2 separate regions of the Homo sapiens genome follow, and region 1 is linked to region 2. Evidence: read pairs that join two places in POLR2A ChIA-PET (ENCODE). Cell type or tissue: OCI-LY7. All regions are shown on one strand. Each heading gives the region's core, and the rest is flanking DNA. Links, peaks and the distances in the headings are about the cores only. Region 1 has its middle 340 kb from the start of LINC01362. Region 2 has its middle 540 kb from the start of ADGRL2.

Region 1 (16,318 bases), core at 3,573-11,572, 220 kb after region 2:
GTGGCTTGTGACTTTGCAGTTTCCCCCCACTAAAGACAGAGTGTACTTCTCTTTTTCTTGACTTAGGGCTCAGCATGTGACTTGCTTTGACCAAAGGGATTTTATCTGATGTGTCTCAAGCAGAGATATGAAATGTATTGTCATGGCTGGGTTTGCCCTTTTGCTCTCTGCCATCATTACTAGAAGAACAAATACTGCTGGCTTCAGGAAATCGAGATGCACACAGAATAAACCTCTCCCAGTAGACATAAGGACCTGTAGCCTAAAGGAAAGCCATCCTGCCAACTCATAGACTGCAAAGTGAGAATAACTGTCCTAAGTCACTGAGCTTTAGGGTGGTGTGTTTCTCAGCATTAGCACGTAGCAGTAGCCAACTGATATAGTGAGTATATTAGCGGCTTTGGTGCAGGGCAAAAAAGATCAGTTTGAAATGACACCCTCAATGATTTGATGTACCATCAGACCTCTATTAGGTGTTATGTAACCCCTATTTCTTTCCTGACCACTGGCCTACTAGTCCTTGGATTGGAAAACAGATATAGATTTTAATTGAAGCCATGGGAGCAAATATGATTATTACTAAAGAGTGAGAAATGAAAGACACATGAAGTAAATTTGAAGCAACACTCATATCTAAATTTAGTTACAGTAAGAGAAACTATTAAAGCCAGGAAAAGACAATAACCAGAGAGAAGGAAAACTGAGATTTTGGTTCTTCATAGAAGATGGTCAAATAGTAAAATGGAAAAAAGGATATGGAGAGGTCTTTTTCTTAATCGAGTATTACAATTATATTCTAGGACATGACCAACATTAGCAAAAGAAAGTTTGTCTTGTTGCTGAATCACTATGACTTATCTGGGTGAGCTAGTGCCTTTCAATTATAGGATATGAAGAACTGAATATTTATTCTCCAAAACTGGTCCAGGACCTTGTGGGGAGGGAGGGTAAAGTTGAAAAAGTCAGAGGGAACTAAGGCAAAGGAGAACTGTGTATGAGACTATAGGGAACGATGACTCCAGCAGGCCTGTTCGTGGGGCACACTGAATGGCAAAGAGGCAGCATGGCACAGCAAGAAGGCTGGCCCTCAGCTTGGATTTCTCTCCTGGTTCCACCACCTACAAGCTATGTGACCTTGATTTGCCTTATTAACTTATGAAATGGAAGCACCAACCTTATACGATTGTTTTGAATATTATGCGAATTAATCCAAATAAAGTGTCTAGAACTGAGCCTGCCATATAATGAGTGCTTGAGTTGTTAGCCATATTATTGCGGACCTGTTAGATGTGTCAAAATCTGGTGACTTTTAGCCAGTAACTGTTTCCTTTTTTTTCTGAATGCAGAGTTAAGCTTCATTTCTCAGACCCTTTTATAGTTAGGTATGGCCATATGTGTAGTTCTTGCCAAAGGAATGTAAAGAAATGATGGTTTCAACGTAAAATGAGGCTTCTAAGGTTTGCCTACTCCGTGCAGATGACAATGAGACCTTAGGGGACAGTGAAGTCTCCCACATGAGGGAAGAAGCCTGAATTCCTAAATCACCATGTGATGAAGAGACACCAGATATCCAGAAATATCTACCATGTACAGGCGTACCTCATTTTACTGCACTTTGCTTTATTGCACTTTGCAGATACTGCATTTTCGTTTTCTTTTCTTTTCTTTTTTTTTTTTGAGACAGGGTCTTGCTCTGTTGCCCAGGCTGGAGTGCAGTGGCATGATATGGGATCACTGAAACCTCTGCCTCATGGGTTCAAGTGATTCTCCTGCTTCAGCCTCCAAGTAGCTAGGATTACAGGCACCCGCCACCACATCTGGCCAATTTTTATATTTTTAGTAGAGGCAAGGTTTCACCATGTTGGTCAGGCTCATCTTGAACTCCTGACCTCAGGTGATCCACCCGCCTCGGCCTCCCAAAGTGTTGGGATTACAGGCGTGAGCCACCGCACCTGGCCCAGATATTGCATTTTCAACAAATTAAAGATTCATGGCAAGCTCGCATCAAGCAAGTCTATTGGCACCATTTTTTCCAATAGCTTGGGCTCACTTCAGATCTCTGTGTCAAAATTTGGTAGTTCTAGAAATATTTCAAACTTTATTATTATTATATCTGTTATAGTTATCTGTGATTAATAATCAGTTATCTCACTATCGTAATTGTTTTGGGCACCAAGAACGATGCCCATATAAGATCGCTAACTTAATTCACACTATGTGTTCTGACTACTCTACTCACTGGCTGTTCCTTGGTCTCTCTCTCTTTCTCCTTGGGCCTCTCTATTCCTTGAGACACAATATTGAAATTAGACCAATAAATATCCCTAAAATGGCCTCTATACGCTCAAGTGAAAGGAAGTGTCACACATCTCTCTTTAAAGCAAAAGCTAGAAATGATTAAGATTAGTGAGGGAAGCATGTCAAAAGCCAAGCTAGGCCAAAAGCTTGACAGTTAGCCAATGTGTGAAAGGTTCTTGAAGAAAATGAAAAATGCTACTCCAGTGAATACATGAATGATAAGAAAGTGAAACAGTCCTACATCTGATATGAAGGAAGTTTTAATAGTCTGGTTAGAAGATCAAACCAGCCACAACATTCCCTTAATTCAAAGCCTAATCCAGTTCAAGGCACTAACTTTAATTCTGTGAAAACTGAGAGAGGAGAGGAAGCTACAGAAGAAAAGCTGGAAGCTTGCAGAGACTTGTTCATGAGGTTTAAAGAAAGAAGCTGTCTTCATAACATAAAAGTGCAAGGTGAAGCAGCAAGTGCTAGTGGAGAAGCTGCAGCAAGTTATCCAGAAGATCTAGCTAAGGTAATTAATGAGGTGGCTACACTAAACAACACATTTTTCATGTAGATGAAACAGCCTTATTTTGGAAGAAGATGCCATCTAGGACTTTCCTAGCTAGAGAGGATGTCAGTGCCTAGCTTCAAAGCTCCAAAGACAGGCTGACTTTCTTGCTAGGGGCTAGTGAATTTGGTGACTATAAGTTGAAGCCAATGCTCAACTTAAAAGGGCCCCCCAAACCCGAGAGCCCTTAAGAATTATGCTAAATCTGCTCTGCCTATTATGTTTGACCCATTATATCTTTTGAGGACTATATCTTTTGTGGAATATTCTCACCTAAAAAAATGCAATGGGTAAAAATAACAAAAAAACCTTATATCACATTCTACATTCTGGTATCTACATATTTCCTAGATAGTATGAGTTAAAAAGCACTGGCATAATTCTAAACAATACATACATCATTTGTCACATAAACAAATAGAACATTGCTCTTTAATTTGTTAAAATAAGTATGGTAAAAACATTGCATATTATGCACCCATATTGAAAATTTATAACGCATGGCAACATGAAAACTTTAGTAAAGAGAACTCCAGTGTTTTCTCAAATTTAATTGACCAAAATATCTTTTTTTTGTAAAGCTTCTGTAAACATTTTTGAAGACAGTTTTGTTGACTTCAATTTGGATGATATTGGTGGAATAGCCATTTTCAAAAACTCTAGGTGAGAGGGTGAATTGGCAAATACTTTTTGGAGGACAAATTGGTGCAATGTCCATAAAAACCTCTAAATCAGTAAGTTCACTTCTTGGAATTCCTCTTAAAAATAGAAAAACCCCATAGGAACATGAGTGCAAAGGCTATCAGTGTTATTATATTAATAGCAGCACAAAAAAACTAAAAATCACCTAAATTTATTTTAATAGGGGGATGGTAAAAGAGGTTTGGTTATATTCATACTCTGTAGCATACTAGTTATTAGAAAATAATAAGCTATACATCAAACAGAGTGCAAGCTTCAAATGGGCATGAATTTTTGTTCTCTAATGTATCCGTCTCCAGAAAATAGAAAAAGGCTCTGGTACATTATAGCTGTTTAGGAAATGTTTGGTGAATAAATGAAAATGCATTGTGATGAAAAGGTATCTGAGACATATTAAGTAAAAAAAAAAGTAATTTTTAGAATAATTCATATTCAAATTCATGGGCAAGTTCTAATTCATATTCAAAGAAATAAACATAGAGATAAAGAACCAGATGATACCCTTTACACTGCAACCAGAGGTTACCTCTGAGGTTTGGAATAGGAGTGGTGGGAATTAAGGGGAGAGCTTTGGTGGTACTTCCTGTACTTAGTTAGCTATTGCTTGCCTCTTTTAAAACAAATATATATATATATATATTATTTAAAATATCATCATGGGTCTTTTGAAAATAATTTGAGATGATAATCTAAAGTAGGGTATTTATATTTTGAACAGGAAATAGTAATATTAGCTAAAAACTTGCTGAGTGCTGATCATGCGCTAGGCACTGTTTAGATACTTTACATGTATTAACTCACCTATTCCTGACTCATTTAATTTTATAAGGGAAGTATTGGTACCATTACCATTATACAGGCAAGGACACTAAAGGTAAGGCACTTGTCTGAAGCCACATAGCTATCAAACGGGGAATTTAGACTAGAAACCCTAGAAATTAGGCTTCAGAATGTACAATATCAATCTTCCCATTGAAGCTGTGTTTGAATATTAGGTTGGTGCAAAAGTAATTGTGGGTTTTGCCATTATTTTAGTGGCAAAAACTTTTGCACCAACCTAATAAAATCAATATTCTGAGTCAATGAGGAGCTGTTTGGAATAATGAGAAAGAAGAGAAGTACAATAAGTCTATGAAGGTTGATAGCAAATCTCAAAGTCAAATGCTGAAGTATTTGGATTGTTTTTATACTTAGCAGAGCGATAGGATCATGAGGTCCTTTAAGCTTGCTGATGTTTTTTGCAAGGAGAATAGAGTAATTAGAAGACAGTAAATAAAGTCGTTTCCCCACCCATACATCTTAGCTAATGTATTGGTAGTGGTAAAATACTCCAAAATCCATTACTGGAAACAAAGGTAGCAATATTTGGCAATGGTGGTCATAGTGCTGGTGAATAGAATCATCAAAACTAATTGAATTGTGTATTTTTAATAGTATTAATGGTAACAATAGAGAGATTCAGGAAAGATTATTTCCTCAGTAAAGCTGAAGTCCTCAGGTGGTCTAGCCAGGTCTGAATCACAGTCCCTGGCATCAGACATATGTGAACACCTTTGAAGCATTGTTCATTTCTTTGGCTGGGAATTCCCCTGCCCCTACTTGAACTGGCAGATTCCTACTCATTTTTCAAAGTCAAACTTGGAGTTATCTCTTCTCTAGTATCTCCCTTGAGTATCCTCCAAGGAAAAGATAAAATATTCCCTCTTCTGTGTTTCCTTGCTCCTTTAGTCATCTTTGTACTATCACACTTATTAGGTTATCTTATTGTCAGCTATCCACATAGGTATCTCCCTGGATAGACTCCATATGTTCTTTGAAATCTAGAGTCTTATTTTATTGTATCCTTGTTTGCCAAAAAACAACATGTCCAGCAGAATAGGTACTTATGAAATAGTAATTGAATAAATGCATGTATTTTAATTTATTTACTTAATTATAACCCACCTTATTAAAATAATTAAGATGTCTTATAAAATTAATAATGAGATAAAAAACATTCTAGCTGAAGTTTATTGAATACTTTATGATGGGCATTCTGTTAAATTACACACACACACAAACACACACACACACAGTATCTCATTTCACCATTGGCCCATATAACTTCACCATTTTACAGCTGAATAAACTAAGGCTAAGGGAGGTTAACTGGGCCAAACAAGTAATAACTCTCAAAGTTTGGCTTCAACCTCAGGTTTGTTTGACTCCAAAGCTTACGATTTCATTAGGTGAAAATTAGAAGCCATGAGAAAGATAAGCAAAGGCAATGTAAATGTAAGAATAAAAAGTCTGCTGATTAGAGAAATGTGATATCTACCACTTGTCTAGCAAAACAGCATGATGACTCTGGCACACACAGTGTGCTAGTTCAAACCCCCATGCCAATCTTTGTAAATAAACCAGGGAATAAACCAACAATGATTGGCTGTACCAACACTATCTTCTTCCCTGTATTTTAATAACACTGACTTGTTAGACTCCGTCTGTTCAGTTCACAGTTTTGTTTCTTGTACTATCCAGAAACTTGCCTTTGTTTTGTCAAAAGATAGAAATAGTGCTAAAATAACTTCAGACATCTTATTTCCAGGTTGCAAAAGTAGAAATTCTAGCTGTAATGCATCAGGAAAAATAATATACTGTGGCTATTAACCATTAGCTTTCAGTCTAGATACACATTCTAGCAGTCAGTCTTCTGAAGCTGATAAATTCCAGACAACTTCCTTTGCGTCAATTCTCAATGATTCTGTAGGAGAAGATATTCCTAAGAAGAGTTGACTGATATAAATTATTTTTAAAGACCAGGGACAGCCAAGATCAGATTGTCTTACCTACTAATATTTTATATTTAGATGGATAATCTATCTGAATCATGACCAGGATGAAGAAAAATTCTCTAGAACTTAAAGTTTTTAATCATCTTATAACATATTCTAAGTTATTTCAGGGAAGTATTTAGGGGATGACTATTATTGATTTGCTTAGTTGATGACTGGAACAGCACGGATCCTGCATGATAGAAAGTTTTTCTTTAATTACCACAAGATCAGCTGGAGATGCATCAAGCAGTTTGGGGTGGCTCCTCCCCAAATTGGTTGGGAGCAGGATTCATCATTCTCTTATTTACATAAGAATTGATTGTGATTGGCTGATGTTGCCTCTGCCTCTCATAAGATGTGCTTTAAAAAATAACAAAAACTAGGTAATCTGCTTACTGGATAAGATAGTGGCCAACCTAATGCAACAATAAAAATGGGTCCTGGTCATTCTGTCAAGCATTAAATATTTTGCAGGTCTTTCTGCTGAGTTGAAAAAAAAAAAAAAAAGGAAGTTGGGTTTTATATTTAATTTTGCCCTGGGGCATTATTACTTTGAAAGTAATCCAAATATTTTGCTTATATTGGAAGGGTTCAGTGAGACATAGTTAACTGTGAATAGAATTCAAAACAATAACTCTGGAAAAGAACTATTCCCTTTGGTCAGAGGCTATTGTGTCAGCGGTTATGCCGAGTCAATCAAAAAGAAGAAAGAGAAAGAGAGAACACCAACTGTGAGAATGGAGCTGTCAAGCTGATTGACTAGACAGCAATATAAAATTTGAAATGCTCTATGTGATAAGGTAAACACACAATTTTTATCTGAGCATTGGCAAAAACTAAATGCAACAACTTGAAAATCTCATGGAAGTGTCATTAAGAAATATAGAAAAACAAAATTATTTCTGCATACAATTGAAAACAACAACAAAAATTCCCTATTTAATCTCATTGTTTGATACTGCGGAGAGCTTTGAAGAAAAGTATTAAGACCAAATTTCAGAACTGAATGCATGCTTATAGTGGCTTTTTTCTTTTCTACCACTTTGATAAACAAGTGCCTTGTCAAATCCACAAGGTTTGCTTTAGTAGTCAGTTACATTTATGTCAAGTATTTGACTTTTAGGAAAAACATTTTAATAGTGGAGCGCTAGAGAACTCTTTATTCCTGTTGATTTGAATAATAAGACTGAAAACAATAGAAAATGTAACTTGTTTAATTTGTGTTTTATTGCAAATTGCTGTTGAATTTTTTGTGTACTGGCTCCAGTTGACTTTTCCGATGCTGTCAAGAAATAAAGCATGAGACACTATGCTAGTCAGTAATAGGGCTGGGCGGGACAATCACTCACCACAAAGTTCCTTGGATTGTTACTTTACTATAACTTGTGTCTCTTCTTATTCCCCACTTCACATCTTAGCTTGCCATCCATTTTCTATTTTTTTTTATTTGGCCTATATAGTTTTTGATTAACTTATGCTTTGAAAATTTAATTAAAATGGCCCATCTCATCACATTATTCATCATTTTCTCTGCTTCTTGATAGCTTTCATCATTAAGTCAAAAACTGTTTTCCTTCTCATATTCAACTTTCTCATGTAATCATTTTAATCACATATAAAATAATATTCATTTGCCTTGTTCTGTTTTTCTGGTTCACTGACTATGTCCCTTATTTTGAACTCTTTATACAAATTTGCAGTTTTGGTTTCAAGTTCACTGCTATATGTAGAACATACATCTTTTGCCTCCCATTTTTATTTCATCTCTTTCTTTATAGTGCCACCTGAAAACACATTTTGCTCTATTTCCGGCTTTACACGTTTCTGTCTACATTTCAGTATGTTTATAAAAACAGTTTAAAGAGCATTTATATCTCCCCATTTTTCATTTTGTGGTTCAGTATATAATTTACTTTTTAAAGTATTTCTCAAGAAAACGTGCTTGTTATTGTTATATCATTATTCCAACTGATGTCTATGTGACCACTGAATACGTCAATCTAGTGTTCAACGGTCAACCACATTAGAAAGACGCTAAAACTCAAATCTATAAAATTTATATTCACTGTTGAAAGAATTGTAACTGAACATTTGAAAAGATCTCTTTGGTTGAAAAAAGGAAATAATATGTTAGCATTTCAAATGCATTTTTTTATTCATCTGTAAAACACTATGTTTTCTCAAATTCATTACTTGTATTTATTTTATTGGAGAACAGTGAGTTCTAAACTGACAATTATTTTAATATCCTATGAAAACTTATTTGTTGTAACTAGCAATCTTTATTTTAACCCACTGAGCACTGTACTTTATTAAATATATATTATTCATATATAATTACATTATTTATATAAATAACTATATATAATGATTAAATACTATGTAAACTTATTTCAGTGGTTATTCATCCAATAAAAACTACAGTACTATTTCAAACCTTGTTTGAAAATTGTAGTCTTTATTGGACGAATAAAGGTTAACTTGCAAGAACTGGATTTCATCTGGAAAGCGCTGCCAGCTACAATGTTCTTTGGCTGCAGTGTGGTGTCTTGAAAGTCCTGGGAACCAGAAAAGCCTGTCTCTGTTAGTGAGCTTTGTAATATTGAACAAAATATTTGTTATTTCTGGTCTCCATTGCTTATTTTATAAAATGAGAAGATATGATTAAATTACCTTCAAAGCTCTTAAGAGCTCTAAAACTTTGATGATCTTACAACTTTACACCCATTTTTAGAGAATCTTGATAAGGCAACATTATCTTTTAGGAAATCTTAAATACATGTATATGAAAACATGCACAAGGAATTTATGGTAAATGGGAATATAGTGTAAACAAGTAGTTTATGAAGTGCAGCAAGCCATGACTTTTTAAGTTAGTATTTTATATTAGATTGATAAATATAGTTATTTTATTCTGTGGTTTTTATGCAACAATCCCTGATTCTTTAAACTTTGTAAAGACTTCAAAGTTTATAGTATAAAACTGTGATTACCCAAATGACATTACCAAATCACAGTCTCTGTCTTTGCTCTGAAAACTCATGTTGGCTGCTCTTGATTAGAAATGGAGATAAAATTAATTGCCTGATTTTTGATAGGGATTTTCAGAAGCTTAGCAGATTTTATTAGCTAATCCAAACAATCTCTGGGCAAGACAATTTGCTGCTTCTTTTCTCCTTCTCCCCGCCCCCTTCACTCTTTATAGTCTGGATCTGGAACAGCAGATTGACAGGCGAACACTTGGGCCAGAGAAACAGGTGACTTTCCTTTCACAGAGTCCTTGTTCTTCTTAGCTTGGCTTATATCCTAATAACAAAGAGAAAGTCAGCATTTCACATCCCAAGAGAATGAACTTCCTGCCCTGCTTTGACTCATGCAAAGAACATCTCCAGGCCCAGTGTCCTCTGGTGGGTAGAAGTATCCTTGCAATTTTTATCACATGGCCTGCCCTGCAGCTTCTTCTCCAGTACCATTCCGTGATTACTAAATGCACAGATGTAAAAGAAACCTGCCAATGCCTTGAAGTGAAATCTCAGAACATCATAACATATCACGCTGAAAGCAATGTAATAAAAACAGGTATTCAGGTCTGAGGAAATAAGAGAAATCGAACACCTCAAAGACTAGGACAAGGATCTTTAGTTCAACGCCTCAGCAGTCAGCTTTGGCATATGTGAGAATGTAAAAGAGGGTGGCACACGTTTTGCTTTGAATGTTTCACCAATTGATTCCCCTGGCTGCCTTCCCAGAGTCTATGAGTAACATAGTCCCTTAATGAAGGCTTCATCGCATTCTTTTGAACTTATTCTTGCCAATATCAAAGAAGCACAGCAGAAACAAAAACACTGCTCTGATGTTAGAAATCACAATTGTTAACTTTGAAAAGAAGTCTTGGTATGCAGGTTCAAGTAGTAAACTGATGAATTTACCGGAAAACTCTAAAAAATGAAGTGGATGGGGAAGAATAATACTCTTTGTCTGGGTACCTACTTAGAAAAGTAAAGGAGAATTTAAATATCACCATACCATGTTAAATATTTTTAAGCATTTGCTTCTTGCACGAAACTTTATATAGGAATTGGAATAAAAGATGTAAAATAAGAAGTTAGCAATTTTTATAGTAATCTTTTAAATAAAGTTGAAATATATGAAACACATAAAGAAAAAATGTAGTGGTTCTAGCAAGGTTGTGCTATTTCTTGAAAAATATATAAATAGAACAATCTTATTTTTAAGATTTGTAACATCTATTATCAATACTCTATTTAATATATATGAAAATACTGAATTAAACATGTTTCTGGATTTGAAGGGACCTTAAGGATCTATTAATAGCTCCTTAGAATATGTTCTTGTTCTATCTAGATTTCTCCCTTTGAGGCTAATTACTGATATTAGTAATAGCTGTCTTTCTCATTTTTAAGACATCCTTCAATTTATTTTAGTATATATAACTAAATTATATGCATCATTTAATGATAAAGCCACTATACCTGATACTATTGTATGGATTATATCAGGTGAAAATTCTCATTTTATATTAATTACCAAATTTACCAATTAGCTGCAGATTTCTAGTTCTGCTGTGGGGTAAGCCAGATAAGTGCTCTGTGCCTCAATTTTCCCACCTTTATGTGCTATAGCAGGTCACCAAAATAACTTTATAATGATCTCCATTTAATGCCAACATGATCCCAAATAAAGCTTAATATATATACCTTTAGGGTGAATGTATGAGCAGATGGTTAGTCCTCTGCCCTATGCTCTGAATACAACTGCCTTTCTTTAGAAAAATATATTCAATGAGACTTTGCACCATTTAGTGTATCATTCTAATCATATACTCCTTGTTATGAGCTATTAACTGCTCACATTCTTCACACTAGCCTTGTGCCCCTTAATAATAAGGACCATGCCTCTCTCTCATTCTTCTTTTATTTCCAGCCCCACTACCAACTCCGATACATTATAGACTCTCAATAAATGCTTTTCAAATACATGAATAAATGAGTGAATGCATGCATGGATGCTTGGAATGACCCAGGCCAAACATGCAAATGGAAAACTTGTTTTAGTAGGCTGCTTCTTTTGCTTTCCTTTACACCTGTGTTTATATTAAAATTCACATCATCATAAAACCAGGGTGCGAATCGCAACACTCAACAAGATTACAGAGATGGATCTATTTTTAAAATAAAGGAGAAAAAACAGGACGGAAAAGCTTTCGTAGGTATGTGTAGCACTATTTAGAAAAGAAAATAACTTTGCTATTATTGCAGACTTATTAATGTTTGCAGTTATCCTGATTATTCTAATGCAAACCAAATGGCATTTAATTTGGGAGAAATTGCTCTGGACGTGCAATCTAAAGAGGCGAGAAATGGAACAGACTTTCTTTATGCAGTGTTTGGGATGTGGTTAAATTATTTTAGGATGTTCAACAGTGTAGTGCAAATTCAAATCCTGTGGGCAAAGCTAAACAAGCAATGCTAGGCAGCTTAGCCACTTAATCTTCTGGTGTTCAGTTTGTTGGGTCTGTGCTGTGAAATGGCTCCTGTGGCTTTCATGTGGAAAATGAGAATGTTCTGGAACGGCTGATGTGGGAATAAAGAAGTAAATACAAGGAAACTCTTACAAGCTTTTAATATTAACTGCACTAAGTAAGTGTAACTAACTGCATTAAGTTATTGATTTATCAGGGCTTGACCAAATACTATTTCCCTTTATCCTTTTTGGGGACAAGGACAAAAGTACAAAAAAGTTAAATGAGCCAGTTGTTAACTGGGTTACTGATGAATGTACTGATTATTCGTCTAGCTGTCGTAGTAGGAGAATGTCCATGGGACCATTTGTGATGGCTGGAAAACTGACTAAGGCTTATTGATCCTGATCATGTAATGATTAAAGTATCAATAAGTATAACTTTTCTAGAAATTTTGTAGCACTCCATCTCCTCAATAAATGAAATTCGATAGGACCATTTGGACTGAAACCACAAATTTCAAGGAGTTGCCTCATTACTTTTTATTTTCCCCTTTAAAATATTACTAAGTTACTTTAACCCTGGTGTATAATGATGGAAAAGAAACACAGCCTGTTTTCCATGGCTAAAGGAAATAAACTATTAACTGGCAAATAAACAGTAGATTGGTGTTTAGGGATGGATTTTACACGATATATTTAGGATATATTTAGGACGTGCAAAGGACACTTAGATTTCAGTCACATTTGGGTAGGTTCCAGATCCTATTAAAACTGACAATGAAAGTAACTTTATTTACTTAGAAGCTTGAAGGGTCTTCTTGGGGTCTTCTCTGTAACTGCCAGACTCAAAGGAGCTGCAGTATCCACTCTCTCAGGTTGGTGATTAGACTTTTAGACCATTTTAAAGGATGCAGAGGGGGTTTCTCTCTAAGTTTCTAGGGCTTTTAAGCACAAATCCCAATTGTGAACTTCAGCACACTTGAATCCTGATTACCTTTTCAGTCCCTAATTACCCAGGAATCAGGTTATTGGCAGGAACTGTTAACAACAACAAAAACAGAAAGCAGTGTATATTGTTTGCTGTCTGAAGAATGAATTGACCTTCAGTTTGCAAACATTGCATAAATTATTTGGTGTGTCAGAAACATCCCCAACCTTATGCCCCCCAAATAACAAGCAACACACACACACACAAAACAGGTTTATCTCTCCAACCCTGCTGTCCTCTTGAGACGTAGACATGTTTAGGCTGAGAAAGTCAAGTCTTCTGACCATCAGATATTTAAGTTACTCATGATGCATATTTGTGAACGAGGTCTTTGAATGGCTTTTTTTCCTGCTATTCCATTGCTAGTACAATCCCTTAAAGAAAACAGAATTCCCTGCCATATCATTGTTTTTTCTATGAACCATACTAAGAGAATTCCCACAACTGGATTTTCTTGATAATAGGGACTGTATCTTATAATTTTCCACATCTTAAAGTTTTGTATATCCCTTCTAAAATACAGTAGAAGGTCAATAATAACTTACTAGCTGATATAAAATAAATGTACGTTTGAGTATTTTTTTTTCCACAACTCTGATTATCTTCTTGAAGACAAAGCAAAATGTTAGGTTTCGAGATTATATTTTAGAAGTCATAACCAGGAATAGAATTTTCTCTCTCAGAGGGAGGTTTATAAAAGAACACAAAAAAGACTTCTTTTTGCCATTTTATTATTGTGGAATATTTATATTTTCATCTCAAAATACACGTATTCACACTCCTAAAAAACTTGCATTTTGGCCGGGCGCAGTGGCTCACGCCTGTAATCCCAGCACTTTGGGAGGCCGAGGCGGGAGGATCACGAGGTCAGGAGATCGAGACCATTCTGGCTAACATGATGAAACCCTGTCTCTACTAAAAATACAAAAAAATTAGCCAGGCGTGGTGGCACACACCTGTAGTCCCAGCTACTTGGGAGGCTGAGGCAGGAGAATGGCGTGAACCTGGGAGGTGGAGCTTGCAGTGAGAAGAGATCGTGCCACTGCACTCCAGCCTGGGGGACAGAGCGAGACTCCGTCTCAAAAAAACAAAACAAAACAAAACAAAACAAAAACCTTGCATTTTGTCAGCCTTAATACATTTGCACTTTAATTTTTCCTATAGCTGTATTGCTGTTTGCAATGTTTCCAAGGCTTTGGCCCGCTTACATACAGAGTTTTTGGATATAAGCTGTAAAGGTCTAATGGATTGTAGACTGAAGAAATGGATTGAATAAATTTTGAGAGAATATTAGATGGAAATATTGAATGTCCAGCTAATCATTTTAAAGAATAATTAATATTTCAAAATTACATTGATAAGATCACCTCCAGCCATTTACCTAAGGTATCATTAATATTCTCAATAACAACAATGAATAGAGGATTTTTTTCTTTCTCTACTAGCTCTTTCTCAGTAGCATACATACTATTATAATTTGCAACTAAAAAAGATTGACTATTTTCATTCTACTTACCCTTCCAATTGCTACTTATTTTGTATTGCTCCCATTTTTTTTGTTTGCAAAATACCCAGAAAAAATATGTATACTGGCTGAAAAATTTCTTTCCTCCCATTCTCTCTTGAGCCCATGCCGTTCAGACTTTGGCCTCCACTACTACAATGAAACTGCTCATGCCAAAGCCAACATTGACCTCCATAATATTAAATCCAATCATCATTTCTGAATCAGGTGATCTCTCTCTCCTGATAAACTTTCATTACTTGGCTTCTGGGGAACCATGCCCTCTAGGTTTCTACTTCTCTATCTGATTCATCTTAGCCTGAGTTGCAGATTCTGCCCATATTCCCAAGCTCTTAAAGCCTCATCTTTGGAGAGCATCTCTTTTTCATCAACACTTATGTCTTTATTGAACTCATCAAGTGTCATGGGATTAAATACTATCTATACACCCATGATTCCCAAATATATAACTCCAGGCTCAACCACTTCCATGAACTCCACACACATGTATTTAATTACCTACTTGGCATCTTCTCACCTCTACCCAGCACCTCAAACTTCTACCCAATTTTCTACCCACACATCTCTTTTAGCAGACGTCATGATCCTAGTTAATATCTATTTTAGTAGCTTGGGCCAAAACCCATTAATTTACTCCACACTTTCCTCATAGTCTTACACTATACATCCAAAATTTCAGCAAACTCTGCTGACACAACCCTCAGAAATATCCAGAATCCAACCTTTACCACCACCTCAGCTACTATCATCCTGGTTCAGACTGCCACGATCATCTTGCCTGCATTACTGTGCTAGACTGTTTACCCATCTTCCTACTTGTGCCTTTGCCTATTGTTTTGGGCTGGATTCCCTCTCAGGAACAGACCTTGAATGAAAATTTTAGTACCTGTTTGGGAGGTGATACTGTTAGGAGGTGGTACTAGGAAACACCCTAGAGAGGAGTGCAGAAATAAGAAAGAGGAAAAAAAAAGAAAATGAATAAATGTTTATTGAACACAGTAGGCAACTGAGGTTTCATCTCTCTGGTGAACTCTAGGAGACATACAGCCTGTCTTATTGGGTATTCTGGGGTGCAGGGACCACTTGACATTTCCCTCCAGCCCCATATGGACTGGATGGGCTCCAAGGGTCAAAGGAAGTCCTTAAGCGAAGTCAGAGGCAGCATCTTCTGCATAATTTGTGGGGCCAAGTGTCAAACGAAAATGGGGGGCCCCTTGTTAAAAACGATTGAGGATTTCAGGAAGGTGACAGCAATGCATGAAACCAAGGCCCTTCTGAGCATGAGACCCTATGCAATTCTATAGATTGCACGTCTGTAAAATCACAGGAACTGGCATTTGGGATGTGTTGAGACAGAGTGCACAGGAATGATGAATACCTCAGTGATGTGAGTGGGCTACCATCAGAGTCTCCTACAATCCACCCAAATACACTCAACTACAACTCTGATTATTTCTTTTAATTGGATTTCCAGAAATGGAATTATCAGACAAAAGCCTATGAATGTGTTTATGTCTCTTGACATCAATTGCCAAATTCTATATAGGAAAATTACATAAATATTCCTGTTCTGTTCACTGTACCTTTGTTCACTGTACCCTTACTAAGGTAGGTATAATTTTTCTTTATTTATATAAATTTGAAGGTGTCAAAAATGGCATTTCAGAGTTGTTTCTACCATGCATTGTTTTTGCTAAAGATAACATGAGAAATATTTGCATATATTTTTGGTCATTTGTATTTTGTGTATAAAATTCATGTGAAAATGCAAAGGAGCCACAAAAGCCAAAACAATTTTGACAAAAAACAACACTTTGTACTTACACTACCTGATTTTAAAACTTAACTATAAAGCTACAGGAATCAAGACACTGTGGTGTTGGTGTAAATTTGGCATCAATGGAAAGGATGGGAGTTCAGAAATAGATGCACACATATATGATCAATACATT
Region 2 (16,318 bases), core at 4,007-12,006:
ACCTGATGAGAGGACTGATCTGAAGGGGAAAAGAATGCTAATAGCCAGAGATTAGGCATAAGAATCCAGGCACCCCTGATAGGCATGAAAGGAGTAATGATGCGAGATTTTCCTCAGCCACTTTACCAGCTCCACACCTCTGGCTGACAACACCCTGCCCAGGTCTTTCTCATCCCAGGCATGCTGCAAGAGTTGTCTTGTCTACTCAGCCCACTGAGCCATGCCTGGCTTGCACTCCAGCACATATCCCGTGGCTGCTGTAACTGTGTGCTCAGTCCCTGAGGGGAGGGGGTTTGTGAGTGAGCCAGTGTGGGGTCTGGCCAGCCATTCGAAGTGTGGGCACAGGAGCAGGCTCTGTGTGTGGCTTGCAGATGGACCAGGCATGTTGCAAGCAACAACTCCTATGGTGGACTCTGGTGTCCAGACAAGGGGAATGCAGTGGTGCTCAGGGAGAGGTGCCCATGACCTTGAAGCGCCAGAGGGGCTGTTACAGTGTGCTAACTAGCTCTTTTATTCCTGTTGCCCTGCTCCGGCCTGCAGCTCCGGGGCTGGCTCAGTCCCACTGCTATTTCCTGTCACATGGGGTGCCTGCCCTACACTGGAGGAGGGCAGAGGGCCACGGTATTACAGCCTTCTTTGTGCTGTGTTTGGTGGGTCCTGAGTTCTTGTCCTGCATCCAAGAAGAATGAGGTTATGCTGACAATCAAAGGGTAAGGAGGGTGGAGAATAATTGTATTGGGCAACGAAACAGCTTTCATCAGAGAAAGGACGTGAGGATGGTCCCCCACCCAAAGAATATTTAACCTCTCCCATTGTGGCTGGGTCTGGTGCTTTTATGGGCTCAGAATGGGAGGGGGTAGGTGCTGATTGGTTTGTGAGTATGCAAAAAAAAAGGCTAAAACCAAGGTACCACCCAAGGGTGGGCACGACAGTGTCAAAAACAAATTAGGGAAGAGTAGGCATATCTAAAATATGTGAAGGGTGGAGATCAATCAGAGGAAAGCACACCAAATAGGAAGACAGGCTCAAAATCCAGTCCATGGATTTGCCTGGGACTTGTAGCTAGGCTTTAAACTGTCTTTGGCTTGAAGGTCATGTTTCACCTGACACCTGCTCTTGTCTGCTTAGGATTTGTCTGCCTCCTGCCACTATCAGTAAGTTAAAACCTTGTAGTTCCAGTTTATAGTACTAGTTCTGGAGTGGTCCCCCATACTTGCTTACCTAGGGATCTGTGAGATAGCCCCATGTCTCTATCATAAATCTATCTTTTTAATTACACTTGCTTAATTGGGATTCTATTATGGGAAACACAAAGACCTCTGAAAAAGACAATTGGTTTCACGATGGTCATAGAATCCTGCTATCTCTTAGCTTGACTAGATTATAGATATTTAATTAGACTCACTCATTTTACACATGACAAAACTGAGGCCTGTAAGTAATGTATTCATGGTTGTAAAAGATAATTAATGGCAAAACTGAGACTAGAAACACAGATGAGTGGTAAGAAGGGCTGGCAATCTCCAACACAAACAGAAAAGCATAATTAGGGACAGAGTACTGGAACCAAAGTCAGAGCATATGGAATGTTAGTCCTTTCTTAAAGACTCACTAGCTGTGTAACCTTGAGTATGTTTTTGGAGCTTTGGATTTGTATCTATTAATGAGAAGTTTGGGGCATATGTTCTATCTGATCCTCTCTGACTCTAAAATGATATGATTCTAAGCAGTGCCTCCAAACACAAAGTGAACTGGGTATTGGGAATAATTATCTAGAAAATGTGAATATGGTTGTTTGAGGAAGAAATAAAGCAGTTCACGCAGGTTGAGTGTCCAAGTGTTAAACTGAAAATGCTATTTTACAGCTAAAAGTTTCCTATTGAAGTCAGTCAGGGAGTCCCCAAAGTGGTAGGTTTACTTTGTGAGTTTTTCATATCAATTCAAGGCGTAAACTGATTATGTGTGTAAACAGTGAGTTTGTCTTGAGAAGCTGTCTGGAAAGTATCCAGAATCAGACAGATGCCACAATGGCATTTCTTCTTTCAGCTAGTAGGACTATTGGTGAAAGGTTAACAGTAAATCATTTGGCCTCCTGGATATTTGAAGAAATAGAATGAACTGAAATAAATCTCTCTCCCCAAACTTCTCTTTCCCACCTCCCACCTCTCAGCTAATCATATTATGCTTGTTGAATGAGTGAATGTGAATATGAGAGATTTTTTTTTTTACTTCCACTCATAAAGGATATAGAACAAAGAGATTACCAATGAAGTGAGAAGTTTTCATCTCCAAAATTTTAAGCTCTTGAGAACACACATAATATACACTCATCAGCATATATACATGGGACCTTGAACAGCATAAAATTCCCCCCGTAAGATACACAATACAACTACCAATTCCCTCTGCTGGCATATATAGGGATAACTTTCCAGTAGGCCACATCTGTATTTGAGTTCCTTTATCTGCCCCTTCCTGAGGCCTTTCTCAGCCAGTGATGAAGCTCTAATTACCAAATTCAGTAACCTTTCCTAGGTCTCTTTTTCAGGTATCACTTTTGCTGATTTGACACATTTGCCATTTTTTCTTCTTGGAACTCTCTTTTTTTTTTTTTTTTTTTTTGAGATGGAGCCTTGCTCTGTCACCCAGGCTGGATTGCAGTGGTACAATCTTGGCTCACTGCAAACCTCCGCCTCCTGTGCTCAAGCAATTCTCCTGCCTCAGCCTCCCGAGTAGCTGGGACCACAGGCACATGCCACCACACCTAACTGATGTTTGTATTTTTAGTAGAGATGGGGTTTCATCATGTTGGTCAGGCTAGGCTTGAACTTCTGACCTCACCCACCTCGGCCTCCCAAAGTGCTGGGATTACAGGTGTGAGCCACCACACTCAGCCTCTTCTTGGAACTCTTTTTCCCTCAGTTTGTACGTCATTGCAATTCCTTGATTCAGTTAATCCTGACTACCCTTCCTGTCTTCATCAATTCTTCTTCCAATTCTCACCTTCTAGATGTGGCCATTCCTAAAAGTTTGCCCTTGCCTCTTTTCCCTCAAATCCAACTAAGCTCTTTGGTTGTTTCATCAACTCCTGGTATAGTTAACTTTAAACGATCATTCAGTGATGTGAGGAGGAGGAGGAGGCTGGGGGTGCATAGAAAAAGTAATGGTGAAAGAAATTTTGGAGGCAGAATATTTAACCTTGGTTTGATGTGGGGTATCTGATATGGAGAAATTGATGTAAATCCAACTTTAATATTCCCTACACCATCTTGAATAAAGACAAAGATTACTCAATAGTCCATATATGTGAATGTATGCTTTTTGTTTGTTTGCTTTTATTTTTGCAATTGAATAATTTTAAGTTTTAGCATCTGGGTAAATACAGTGTGGTCCTGATAGTACGTGTGGAAACCAAAGACTGGAAAAAGAGTGGATATTTATACATTAAGTCCTGAAGAATTTTCACACATCTTTTAGAGGCTTTAGATTTCCCCAGGAAGTACAAAAATACGTGTTGTTTGGGTAAAATCTACCTAGCTGTAAATGGCAAGGAATTCAAGTGACATCTAAATTATACTATAACTATTTACAGGTATAAACCTAAACTCATTATCCTTTCTCCACCTCTGGAATGTTTCTCCTCCAGGATTATAAATTTCTCTCAGTAGTTTCATTCATTTCCCCTCATCTAACAGTGATTCACAAACTGATTGCAGTTGTGAATGGAGCTAAGGCAGCTCAAAATCAACAGTAGGTGAGGCTTGAACCTGGTCAAATTTGGGCTAGATTGTTCCCTTACAGATGTAAATCTAGATGTAGATGTAAGAAAATCAAAGGTGGATAATCAAGAAATGAAATATAGATGACAGGAGTGAAGCTGGACAAATCAGTAAGTAAAGAAGTAAAGATAAAACTCAGAATTAAAAATAAAGCAAAAATCTGTTATCTCCAAATCTAAGTGAAATTGTCAACTTAGGTACTGCTCTAGTTGGTTTTTAATTCCTGTCATTCTGTATATGTTTCCACCCCATAGAGTTCCCTGTACATATTCATAGTAGCATTGATCACTGCATGAAATTTGTATTTCACTTTTCCTTCTTTCCTTCTCCTTTGCCCTTGACTTTTGTATCCAGTTGAGTCTTCCTTCACCAGTTCTCTCAGTTCTCTTCTTTTCACTTCTTCTACAAGGCCTTTGTTCAGGTGCTGACCACCTTATTTTTAAAAGTTTGAAATAAATCTTCTGTGTTCTTTGTTCTCACTCTAGATATCCCGTCATGGACACTTCACAATTCACATTGTTACAAAGGCTTGTTCATGGCACTTACCTGCTCAAAAATATTTAGAAATTCCTTATTGACTGTGGCTAAAAACATCCAATCTCATTCTTTAAGGCCTTAAAAAATCTTCCTCTACTTGGCTTTAAGTCTTAGCTTCTATTATCCTCTATATATTCTACCTTAAAAAATGTGTCTTCTTTTTTTCATTTCTCAAATATGTCTTGTTTTTACACACATTCTTCTTTCTTGAAGTTTCCTCCCTATTATATCTAGTTGTAGAAATCTTAACAATTTTTGAAGATTCAATTGAAACAAGGTTTGTATTCATTCTACAAATTCTTTTTTAATGCTTACCAAATTCCAGACTAAGTGCAGCATGCTGAGAAAACAAATGTATGGCATTTTCCCTACTAAAATAGAAATATATGATTCCTTAGAATATGCTAACATGTAATATGATTATATTACACAATATAACATATATTATGTGTTGGTATATTACATAATATGTATATTATATATTACATATATAACATATGTATATTATAAGGTAGTTACGTACTATAATATATATTATATTACAGTAAGAAACTATAGTATCACACATCTTAATCCAACCTGGGGAAGGCTTTTTGGAAGGGGTTTCTCTTAAGCAGGGTACTGAAGAAGTGTACCAGGAAAAGAACAGCAATTGGGTGTTAGAGATTTTTTTTTCATGAAAAGGAGCAAGTCTATTAAAAACATGAGTGATATGAGTTTACCCAGAATCCCATGAGTATATTAAGCCGGTTGCTCTAGCCAGACATTGTCTTTTTCCTCTTCAAACTATTACTCATACTACGCATAAGATATTTTAAATGTTCTCTGTATATACTGGTTTTGTCCGTTTCTCTCTAATTCTCATGAAAGGCAGAGATTATTTCCTACATCTTCATGCATGTTTCTCTCCCAAGAGTAGCGGTGCACACTTAGTAGATGTTCAATATTCAATAAATAGGAGTTGAACAAATAAAAGCTGGCATAGGCTGGGTATGTGACTCCTCCTTCATGGGTTGGTTTTCCTACTTGTCCCCTACATTGAGGAAAATAAAAACCTGACCATTCTAGGGGCATCGTGTCACTCAAACAAAAGTGGGAAACTGCAAGTAAATGTCATAGAGAGAAAGGTAGTGGGGTTTGATGGATTTTTTTTTACCTAACAGGGGAGCTCAGAATTCTGTTCTGTGGATTTAAGACAAGGGCTTTTTGGTTTTTGAGTGCAGGAAATTGAAAAGTTACGCACAATGGGTTTTCTGACTGGCATCTTGAAAGAGAAGGACATATTCAGGGTTCTTCTAAATGTAGAAATGTTATAATAAAATTTATATTACTGGAATGCTATAATTTTAAAATCTTAAGTTTTAAAGGTTAAAAAATTCATAGAGAAGGCTGACCATGCTACTTACTTCTGCCCCCTTGGCAACTGTTTGGATTACTTGTAACCCATGTGTGGAGAAGTCAGCCCTTAGAGAGCTTGTTACCACGTGTTAGGAAGTGAACTGAGGTCTCCTGATGTAGTGTTGTTAGGTGTCTGACATTTTCTCTTCAAACCAGAAGAATCTAATATGGTGAAAGCCAAAAGAAATAGACATTTTATTGTGTTTACATTTTCCTCAATTCTGCCACCAGCCCTCCTCACCACCACACGACTGATGCCATGAACCCATCATCAACCTGGATCAGCTGCATAAGGTTACTGCCCTGCAGAAGGAGGACAGTGTCACATCACCACCATCAATCATTCTGATTTACTCCTGCAGTCGCTAAATTCTCATGTCTCCGTTCTTTACATCCTCTTTGCTAACATGTCTCTCCAAACTAGCTCCTAACTTTTTACCTAATTTACCTGAACATCTTTTCTCCCAAATCTTCTCAATAGACTATTCCTATATTTCTTAATGATACAACTATTTTCCCAGCTACCTAAACTAGAAAATGTGGAATATGACTTGGACTGCAAGCATACTTTATATCTTTAATATCTGGAAAGTCTAGCCCCTTATTTTCACTTCTGTTTTCCATATTTTAATTGAACTACCTAGTTTTTGCTGAGCTGCATTGCTGTGATACTCTTCTAACTGCTTTTTCTGTCTCTTCTCCATTTTCTCATTTGGAATACTCTTTCCAACTATTCCTTCAGTTGCAGATTGAGTGATAACATTCTGCTACTCTACATCTTTCAATAACTTCCTGTTTATCCACAAACTGCATAAAAGATTCTTCCTTCAGACATTCAAGGTCATTTCTACTAAGTCTTTCGTTTCACTTTCCCAGGCAGTGGAGGAAGTAAGAGCATGGCTTCTGTGGAGAGATATGTGGATTCAAACTGTGTCTGTCTTTTACTTGCTGAGTGATTTGAACAAGTTACTCAACCTGCCAGTCCTTCAATTTCCGCATTTATAAAATAAAGTGACTGGTAATTACCACAGAGACTGGATGATAATTAAATGACTTAGTGCTAAAATTTGAATGTGTCTCCTAAAGTTCATGTGTTGGAAGCTTATTCTCCAATGTAACAGTGTTAAGAGGTGAGACCTTTAAGAAGTGATTAGGTCATGACGGCTTTGCCTTCATGAATGGATTAATGCTATTATTGAGGGAGTATGTTAATTATCGTAGGAAGAGGTTTCTGATAAAAGGAAGGGTTCAGCCATCTTTGCTTTTCTTTCTCATGCAGATTATTTTGCCCTTCTGCCTTCTTCCATGGGAAATACAGCAAGAAAGCCCTCGCCACATGCAGCCCCTCCATGTTGGACTTCCCAGTCTTCAGAACCATGAGCCAAATAAACTTCTATTGTTTATAAATTACTAAGTCTCAGGCATCTTGTTACAGGAGCACAAAATGGACTAAGACATTTAGTAATGTGAAATGCATTGAAGTATGCTTTGTACATGATAAGCACTGATTAAATATTAAAGATCCTTATTAGTATCTTGCATTGTTACCTCTCTTATAATAATTTAAAAGTTATAAAACCAAAAGCCTTCGAACTGTAAAAAGAGACTTTGAGGTCTTCATTTCACTAATAATAAAAGTGAAGTCCAAAAAGATTAAAAAACTTTCTCAGGGCAACACAGCAACTTAATGACAGGTGAGAAACATGACCCTGTTTTCTGACCAGTGTTTTAAGGCTTTCACTGTTCTAGTCACTGATAATTTGTGGTGACCAACACTGAAATCAGTGATTCATTTCACAGATAAAATATAAATTAAAAGTTCATAAGCCTATGAATTGGTAGACTAAAAACCATGGAAACAAACATCTGTGAGTAATAATCTTAGACTATTTTTCTCATATAGAGAGAGAGAGTCTAAGCAACTAATAATCTGACAGCTTCAGGTTTCAATTCTGAAAGCTGAGTATGAAAGCATCCGAGAGTGTATATGCTTTCTTAGAGTAGTATGTTTTTCAATTTCATATAGCAAGTTTTATTGTTGTTTATTTTTAAAGAACATTATCCACATATTTTCTGCTCTACATTTGCAGTTAATCAAGAGTTCACTCTATTGGATTTTTGATTGTTCATTAAAAATCTCTTTTCTGGGGCATAAATTAAGAGCAGTGTATGCAAGTTTGTCAGTTTTACTTGTATCTTATTTGCATTGCAAGTCTAGATACACACTGATCAGCTGCCATCACTTTTTTCCTTCTCTACAAGGCTAAGTCGTCAAGTTATTACCATCTGTTATTCCATGATTCACATTCTCTGAAATTCTCTGATTATATAAGACTTAAGTTTAAGGTACAGTGAACAGCTGAAGGGCCCCATCCTTCCCATTCCAGGTTGCTAGACCATGCAGAATCTAACTGTTCAACTCAAGTTCCCTAAATGCTTGGCATATTACAACATTTGTCTTTATTTTTCATTAAAAAAATCATCAGTGGTAACATTGCTGTTTTTGTCACAATAATATTTGTAACTCTGGCTGGAGTGCAAAATATTATAGTTATAATTTCTTTTAGTCATTCTATTTTTTAAAGGAATAAGAGTCTATGAAAAAGTCAGAATGAAAAGAAAGTCCCAAATGGATGATAGAATAAAATTATAAAAGGTTAAATAGAATAAGCTTTAGCTCCTAAAATACAATAACAAAAATAATACCTTTGCAAATATGTACTGTGTGTAAACTACTTCATCTCCAATCCTTGCAGCAATCCTGCATAAATAAGGATTATCATCATTATTCTAGAAATAAGGCACTCAGGCTGAAGTATTAGTGGTTTGCAAGGACATAGAGCCAGTATTTGCCAAAATATCATTTTTTTTCCACAGGTTTGCCTAAGTCCAAATTTTGTTCTCTCTCCATCATTGCATACAGCATCCATAGCTCATTTCCTTTCAAAAAAAAAAAAAAAAAAAAAAGAAGCAAACAAAAAAAAAACCTTAGACAAAATGTTTCTCTCAAGTTGGGTTCTGGGTTAGGAACATGATGCCTATATGCATTCCTTTCTACCATTTGCATCATTACACAAACCTTTTAAAATCTTTTTCTTTTTAAGTCAAACTTCCCTTTCTTTATTTTTAGATGATGTACAGTTTCAAATTTAAAAAACTATAACAACAACAAAACTCAAAACTTTGCAGGAAGGAAACTTTGAAGTTTTAATGATTTGGTGAGCATGTGGCAAGATAAACCTCCCCAGGCTATGAGAGGTTATTACAAAAAGGGACAAATAATCTTTAAAAATTATGAACACAAGTCATACCCCTAAAGGTAACATAAAATATTGCATTAAGTGGATTTTGCAGTAGAGGAAAGCTGAAAAATAATAGGAATTGGAGTAATCCACAGGAAATGAAACTATCCACGTACTGAAACAAGGATAACTAGCCTTAAAACTACAGTCTTGATTCCAGGTGTTCAAACCCTATGTCTGTATAATCATTATGAATAAGATTCTTCAACCTCTGAAATAAATTAATAAATACATTTAAAAGCAACTTTAAATTAATTTTTGATTAATAAAAAAATAGTGCCAGGAATGAAGAAATAAGAGAAGAATTGACACTCCGCCTTGTGACTGACATTGGATTTAGTAAAACATATTACAAAACTTTGTATAATGAAACCAGGCCACCTTTAGTGTTTAGAGTTCAGGGTCAAGATTTTGACAGCATAAAATTATGCGGCAACAATCCAACTTGTGTAAATCAGATTTCTTTTTCATAATCAGATATTTTCATCCATGCCTTTCGGGATCAGAAGAGTTTCGTGGCACACTCAGGAAATGACATCAACTGTAATTAGCGGCAAGGGGTCTTCAACTAAAGAAAGAAAACGTTCAAATCCAAAAAATAACAACAGTGGCTAATGGAGAATGAATGATTCCAAAAGTCAGAAAAATGAAGGCAAAGCTCATATTTTTGATCCTTAGAGAAAATATGGAAAAAATGAAAATAATGTCCAGCCTGCTGTAAGAAGATTCTGTTTGGCTAGAAAGTGACCAAGATGAACTTAAAAGACACATCAACAATTTATGGTAGAAGAAATAACAACCTTAGTTCATCTAGGTCTGAAAATCCTTTTCCTGTGAATATCTATGTTGAAAAAGTTTTTTAAAAAGCATTTCCTGGGGTGGGCACGGTGACTCACGTCTGTAATCCCAGCACTTTGGGAGGCTGAGGTGGGTGGATTACTTGAGGCCAGGAGTTCTACACCAGCCTGGGGAACATAGTGAAACCCCATCTCTACTAAAAGTACAAACATTAACTGGGTGTGGTGGCATGTGCCTGTAATCCCAGCTACTCAGTAGGCTGAGGCACTACAATCAATAATTGCTTGAACCCGGGAGGCAGAGGTTACAGTGAGCGGAGATTTCATCACTGCACTCCAGCCTGGGTGACAGAGCAAGACTCTGTCACCTAAAAAAAAGTTTTTTGTTTTTTTTTTTTTGAGACAGAGTCTTGCTCTGTTGCTCAGGCTGGTGTGCAGTGGTTCAAGAAATTCTCCTGACTCAGCCTCCGGAGTAGCTGGGATTACAGGCACCCACCACCACGCCCAGCTAATTTTTGTATTTTTAGCAGAGATGGGGTTTCACCATGTGGCCAATCTTGTCTTGAACTCCTGACCTCAAGCAGTCTGCCTACCTCAGCCTCCCAAAGTCCTGGGATTACAGGCATGAGCCACCACACTCAGCCAAAAAAAACATTTGTTTTCAGCTTTTTCTTATCTCATATATAAGGATGCAGATTATTAATCATTTTTATATCTCTTTCCCCCACCACACTAGAATCAAGTCTTCCTGGAATCTATACTCTGAATCTCATAACCACTTTCCTACTCTAGAACCTCACTCTTTCCTGAGCTTAGCATAGTGCCCAGTGACAGAGTGTGTGCTGCACAAATATGGACTGAATTAATGAATGATGGTGTCTGTCCATAATGTGTCTGTCACAGTCTATCTTGTGTCTGTCACTGTTCTAGGAATTGAGACCAATGAGAAAGATAGTCACTGGCTTCAAAGACATCCACCCGGGAGACAGAAAAAGAAACCACAAAATACAATGCAATAAGCAATTTGTTTTTCATTTTTTTCCTTCTCTTTTCTTACAATGCAATAAGCAATTTGATAGTTATTCACAGGGTGCTCTTAAAGTAGGAAATTCAAGTAACCCAACTTAAAGAGGGGAATTTAGAATAATTTCTCTGTGTTTGAGTGGAGTCTTAAAGGATATGTAGATGTTAACAGAAGAAAAGAAAAGAAATAGGTGAGAGGTCTTTTAGGTGGAGGTGAGACTCATCAGAGTATTTTTTTATGCCTAGAACATAAATACATGTTGAATGGCCAGAGATAAGCTAGAAAAGTGGTCAGTGGTTAGACCATGAAAGAACTTACATGCCAACCAAAAAAAAAAAAAAAAAAAGTTTATCTTCTTTTTCTCAATATAATTGGCAAAAAAAAAAATTGGATGATAACCAGATTCACATCATATATAGGTCATCCTCACAGCAGTTTGTGGTATATGAGTTCAAGACTTGAGAGAGGGAGACTTTTGAAATGACCTAAGGAAAAAAATTATGTGAATTTTCTAAACCAAGGACCAAGGTCAGGGCAAAAGGGAAAGGAAGAGTGCTATATTATTCTCCTATAAAGAACATGGAGTCTTTATATTATCAGTTATTGAGATTTGGGGGCTAGGGCTGGTTTGTTATTTGGCTCAAACTAGCACATCCTAAATGCTTCAGAAATTGATATGAGGAGTGGGGTGATACTGAACAAATAAAATATTAAATTGTGTGGTATTAGCTTAAGGTGGGGAGCTGTTTGTAGCTTTCAAGGAAACTGATATTTGAGGCTGAAAGAAAGGCAACCCATATTATAGAAGTTGTTTAAGACAGTTGCTTTGGATAGCAAAGAAGGAATATATAATACCTAAGAAGTTTGTAGCTCAGGGAAGGAATTGGATATTAGAATGTTAGTATAATACATGGACTGCTTTTGGTGGCCTTTGACAAGATAACATAGAAAAGAGGTAAGATTAAAAAATAGGCCAGGCATGGTGGCTCACGCCTGTAATCACAGCACTTTGGGAGGCCGAGGCAGGCAGATCACGAGGTCAAGAGATCGAGACCATCCTGGCCAACGTGGTGAAACCCTGTCTCTACTAAAAATACAAAAATTATCTGGGCATGGTGGCGCATGCCTATAATCCCAGCTACTTGAGAGGCTGAGGCAGGAGAATCGCTTGAACCCAGCAGGTGGAGGTTGCAGTGAGCTGGGATCATGCCACTGCACTCCAGCCTGGGCGGCAGAGGAAGACTCCATCTCAAAAAATAAAAAATAAAAAAAACTGGTCAGTTTGCAAACAGGACTGAAAGAGTATGTAGTCCAGAAACTAGAAGAGACAAGTCTTTCTAAATCCTAAAAAGTAACACCTAAAATTGCAATGTTTTAAGCTACAAAAACTTATTAAAACAATGTAGAAACAATAAAATCATTGACATGGCTTTCATATCTATTGTTAAAACTTCTGTAGTGATTAAGAACTGCCCAATAAATCTTTTTGGTTCAAAGAACAATGGTTCAGGGAAAGGAATATAAGGATATGGCTCTACCACTGAAACCATATGGCTTCCAGATATGTGCAACTAAGTCAAGAGAAAAAGAGACAAATGTCTTAAAAAGAGATTTTTTTTTGGTGCAGCTGTCAGCATATGGAGCTGTTGAACAAAAGGAAAGACACCAATTAAGAAGAAACCAGGACTTTGATTAACAGATTTTGTAATTGCTTGATAGTTAAGATGACCCTCAGGCCTTCAATCTTCTGTGGGCAGGAAGCAGACTAGAGAAGTTGTACGGTTGACAAGATAAATTGAAAAATGTACCAATGCTCACTTTAAAATGGACAGAGAATATAATGGACAAAGATCAGATCTAAGGATCAGGGAGAACTAGGAAACCCTTCCCAGGGGATATAATTTAGACCTAGTCAAGAAGCATCCCCCTACTCTAGGGTAGGGGGCTGTGAATACTGTGTGTCTTTTGCTCTTTACCTTTCTGAATGGTAGCGTTTATTACAGTTACTTTGTTCCAGTTCCACAATTTCACATTGGTTAAGGAAGAAACAGACAATTTTTTTCATTTATAGTTCTCCAGATAAAGCGAAGGTCCATCTGGATATGAAGGACACACTATTGCACATCACCTCAATATAGAAACTACCATGAATATCCCAGAGCCTGATGCCATGACTGTATGGAATTTTACAGCTTTTTCCCTTGGGGTAAAGATGAACATAATTTTCATGCAGAAAGGAGGATGAACCAAATATTCGTTGACCCAGAAGAGCACACTGTAGTGGATATTGTGCTATTTGCTAAATAGTTCAGGTTCTCTTTTCTTCTGAACACATCCTGGCTCCCATGTGGCTGTATTGGACCATGGGACTAGGCCTGGTCAAATAGTTGTGATTAAAGCGTGATATATCATTTTTAGACTGGAAACTCTTCTGAACACATATTTGGCCTCTGGCTCAGTAAATAAGAATGTTCAAGATGATGTTTATTTTGTCAGCCTGGATCCCAGAGTGAAGAAATATAGAGCAGAGTCCCCAGTCATGATGGAATTTTAGCATGAATGTGAAATAAAGCTTTATTTTTCTAACCTCCTCCAATGTGCAGATCCTTTGATATGTCAGCGTAATTTATCCTATCAACCTTGGTAGATGCTGGGTCACCAATACATACACTGAATGCTGCTCTTTTATTAAGCATATAGAAGAGAACCAAAGCATGTCTATTTAAATGAATGAATGATCACACACACTTGTTCTAACATTTACTTTAGGGTTTGATATTTTCCGTGCAATTATGTTCAGAATTAGAGTATTTTACAGTGAATCTTAAATTTAGTTTTGGTAACTCCTTTTTAAAAATACAAATTGACCAGTCAACTTTTAAAGTAATATTTGACACAATGCTGTCTGTGTGAATACATTTTTATCCTCTATTTTTCTTCTCTCCATTTTCTAGTATACGTGATTGATGAAACCAATGGTACATCTGGAACACTGGCTGAAATGAAGAATGGAAAATGTTAGCTTTCCAGGCCTCCTCAGGCCAGGAAGGCATACTGGAGAGATACGGCAGCAGAGTCACACAAGCAAGGCAGCTGGATTTGTGACAATGAGAGAAGCGCGGGGTCAAAGAACATAGAGTGTTTTGAGAACAGTGTCTCCAGATGAGAGGGAAGAGAACTGGTAAGGGATGAGAATGGTGATGTCACAGGGCCACATTAGGGGCTAAAGAGCTTCATATTGCTCTAGAATGCAATGGAAGCCACTGAAGAACTTTGAGAGGGGGTGGAGAGGTGTGGCATGTTTCAGATTTGTTGGAAAGATCCTGCTTTTACATTTTGCATATGCAGTACCACTTCTACCTTCCATGCCCCACCTCCTCAGTTCTATTTCGCATTATTATCTAAATAGAAACCTTCTGGAGAAGACAGAAAAGGCATTTGCCCTGAATCTGTTTCTTCGGATATAATATCCATTACAAATGCTACTGAAAGTCTTGATCTGGTAGCTCTAACTTGATTCAAAATCATCGTTCAACAACTTGAGCTTTTAGTATTTCCTCTAATTTTTTCAGAAAGGAAAGCACCTCAGCTATCTGCAGCACAACTATGAAGGCAAACTTCGTTATTTTGTATAGTTGTGACATTCTAACATTGTAAAGACAAGTTTACAGAAAAAAAAATGGGTCCAGTATGAACCAAAAAATGGGTTCAGGGCCCAAGATATCTCAATAATGTGCTGCTTCTTCATTATGTTAAAATGGGGATGCAGAGGCCAGGAGCGGTGGCTCACCCCTGTAATCCCAGCCTGACCAACATGGTGAAACCCCGTCTCTACTAAAACTACAAAAACAAAACAAAAAAAAAAATTAGCCTGGCGTGGTAGTGCTTGCCTGCAATCCTAGCTACTCAGGAGGCTGAGGCAGGAGAATAGCTTGAATCCGGGAGGCAGAGGTTGCAGTGAGCCAAGATTGTGCCACTGTATTCTAGCCTGGGTGACAGAGCAAGACTCTGTCTCAAAAGAAAAAAGAAATGGGGATGAAGAATATTACAAACTCATTGCAAGTCCTACATTTTTTGGACTGATTTGTTATGGGTCTTCCAGAAATTTCAAATTCAAGATGGTGGTTTGTTTCCTAAAAAAACATAAAACTTGCCAAAAGCCTCTTCTACATGCCAAATCAATTTGACAATGCATTTCAAAAGCAATTGGTAGAATCTAGGCTATGCCATCTGAAGATTTGCTCAGGGAAATGAAATTTAAGTAGAATGTCATCAATTAATTTAGGTTCTTGGCATATGGAAACTTTGGCTTGGTACCTTTTCTACCCAAACTCAAACAAAATGAAGTAGAATACTTATGGCTTACCTGTATACAATGGTATAAAGAAAGAAAGAAAGAAAATATTGACATTGCATGGTGTTAGATAATACTAATATGTTACCAATATATCATATCTGAATGTTACTGTGTCAGAATGAATATGAAGCATAGTGAGTTTGGGGCAGCCTGGAAGAATGGATATTTGGGGAGCTGAACCATTTGGGGTGGAGAAGATTATGCATATGCTATTGTCAAGTAAGCCTGTTCATTGATAAGAATGCCTAATCTCTACAAACTGGTATCTGGAGGATTCTTATTATGAATTAACTGAATATTGAGCTGCTGGGTGAGATCCAGAAAGACCCATTGATGACCTAAGCTTTCATATCCAGTGCAAGGATTAGAGCCGTACTTTGGGCTTCTGCCATAAATCTCAGGACCCTGGACTCCAAGAAAAGATTTGCGTTTGATTATTGACTCTGCTTGTATCATTAGTATATAAACCTGAGCAAAACTTCAACCCGGCAGGACTCTAAGATATCAATCTGGAATCTTTTTATTCTCTCTCAGCCTTTCTCCGTTCTTTCTAGTCCATATTTTGAGTAGGAGCTAGGAAAAAGGGGGAAAAAAGTGCTCTCAGCAGGAGTTGGCACGGTGAGGAGGAGCAAATCATCTTTTCTTCCAGTGATTAAAGCCCTGACCTTAGGCAAGTATCCTGGACATATTGTCTTTTCTCTTTTAGACTGACATAACCAGTGCTCGGCACCAGAGTAGCTTCTGAAATTGAATACGACTCTTTCTACTCCACTTAATACTGTCAGTACAGCAGTTCAGGTCTGGCTGTCCCTTGCACAGTTGCTGGCCCGATTAGTGCAGCACAGTGTAAAGATTACAAGTCCCTGTTCTGCTCCAAGTGTCAGTGATTTAATCAGCCCCTTCAGGTGAAATGCAAAGCCACAAATTCAGTGGCAGAAGGTGGTGGTGGTGTGAATATACCCATTGATTTCCACTTACAAAAACAGTTTTCTTTGGAGAGTGACTCTTTAATTACCCTTTGCTGGCGTCTGGTAGGCCAGTTTCCTCATGACAGATTAAATTTACCACATTCTGTTTTGATACCAAGTGAAAATTTCCGAGTCATTCTGATTATCTTTCTCCTT

The links. ChIA-PET counts read pairs that join two places held together with the same protein. Peaks named below come from ENCODE experiments on the same cell type or tissue, not always from the same donor. Only the 100,000 strongest peaks of a DNase experiment are listed, where the experiment ranks them.
Region 1: POLR2A ChIA-PET joins it to region 2 with 5 read pairs; 2 of 35 experiments call an interaction of 5 or more read pairs at or near these places.

What each region holds. Positions count from the first base shown.
Region 1 is chr1:82,555,636-82,571,953 of GRCh38, forward strand. No RefSeq gene overlaps it. Among named protein-coding and RNA genes, the nearest start is that of LINC01362, 340 kb to the right of the region's middle. In OCI-LY7, for the core only: no CTCF peak of the experiment used is centred there; no DNase peak of the experiment used is centred there; H3K27ac peaks cover 576 bases.
Region 2 is chr1:82,330,279-82,346,596 of GRCh38, forward strand. No RefSeq gene overlaps it. Among named protein-coding and RNA genes, the nearest start is that of ADGRL2, 540 kb to the left of the region's middle. In OCI-LY7, for the core only: no CTCF peak of the experiment used is centred there; no DNase peak of the experiment used is centred there.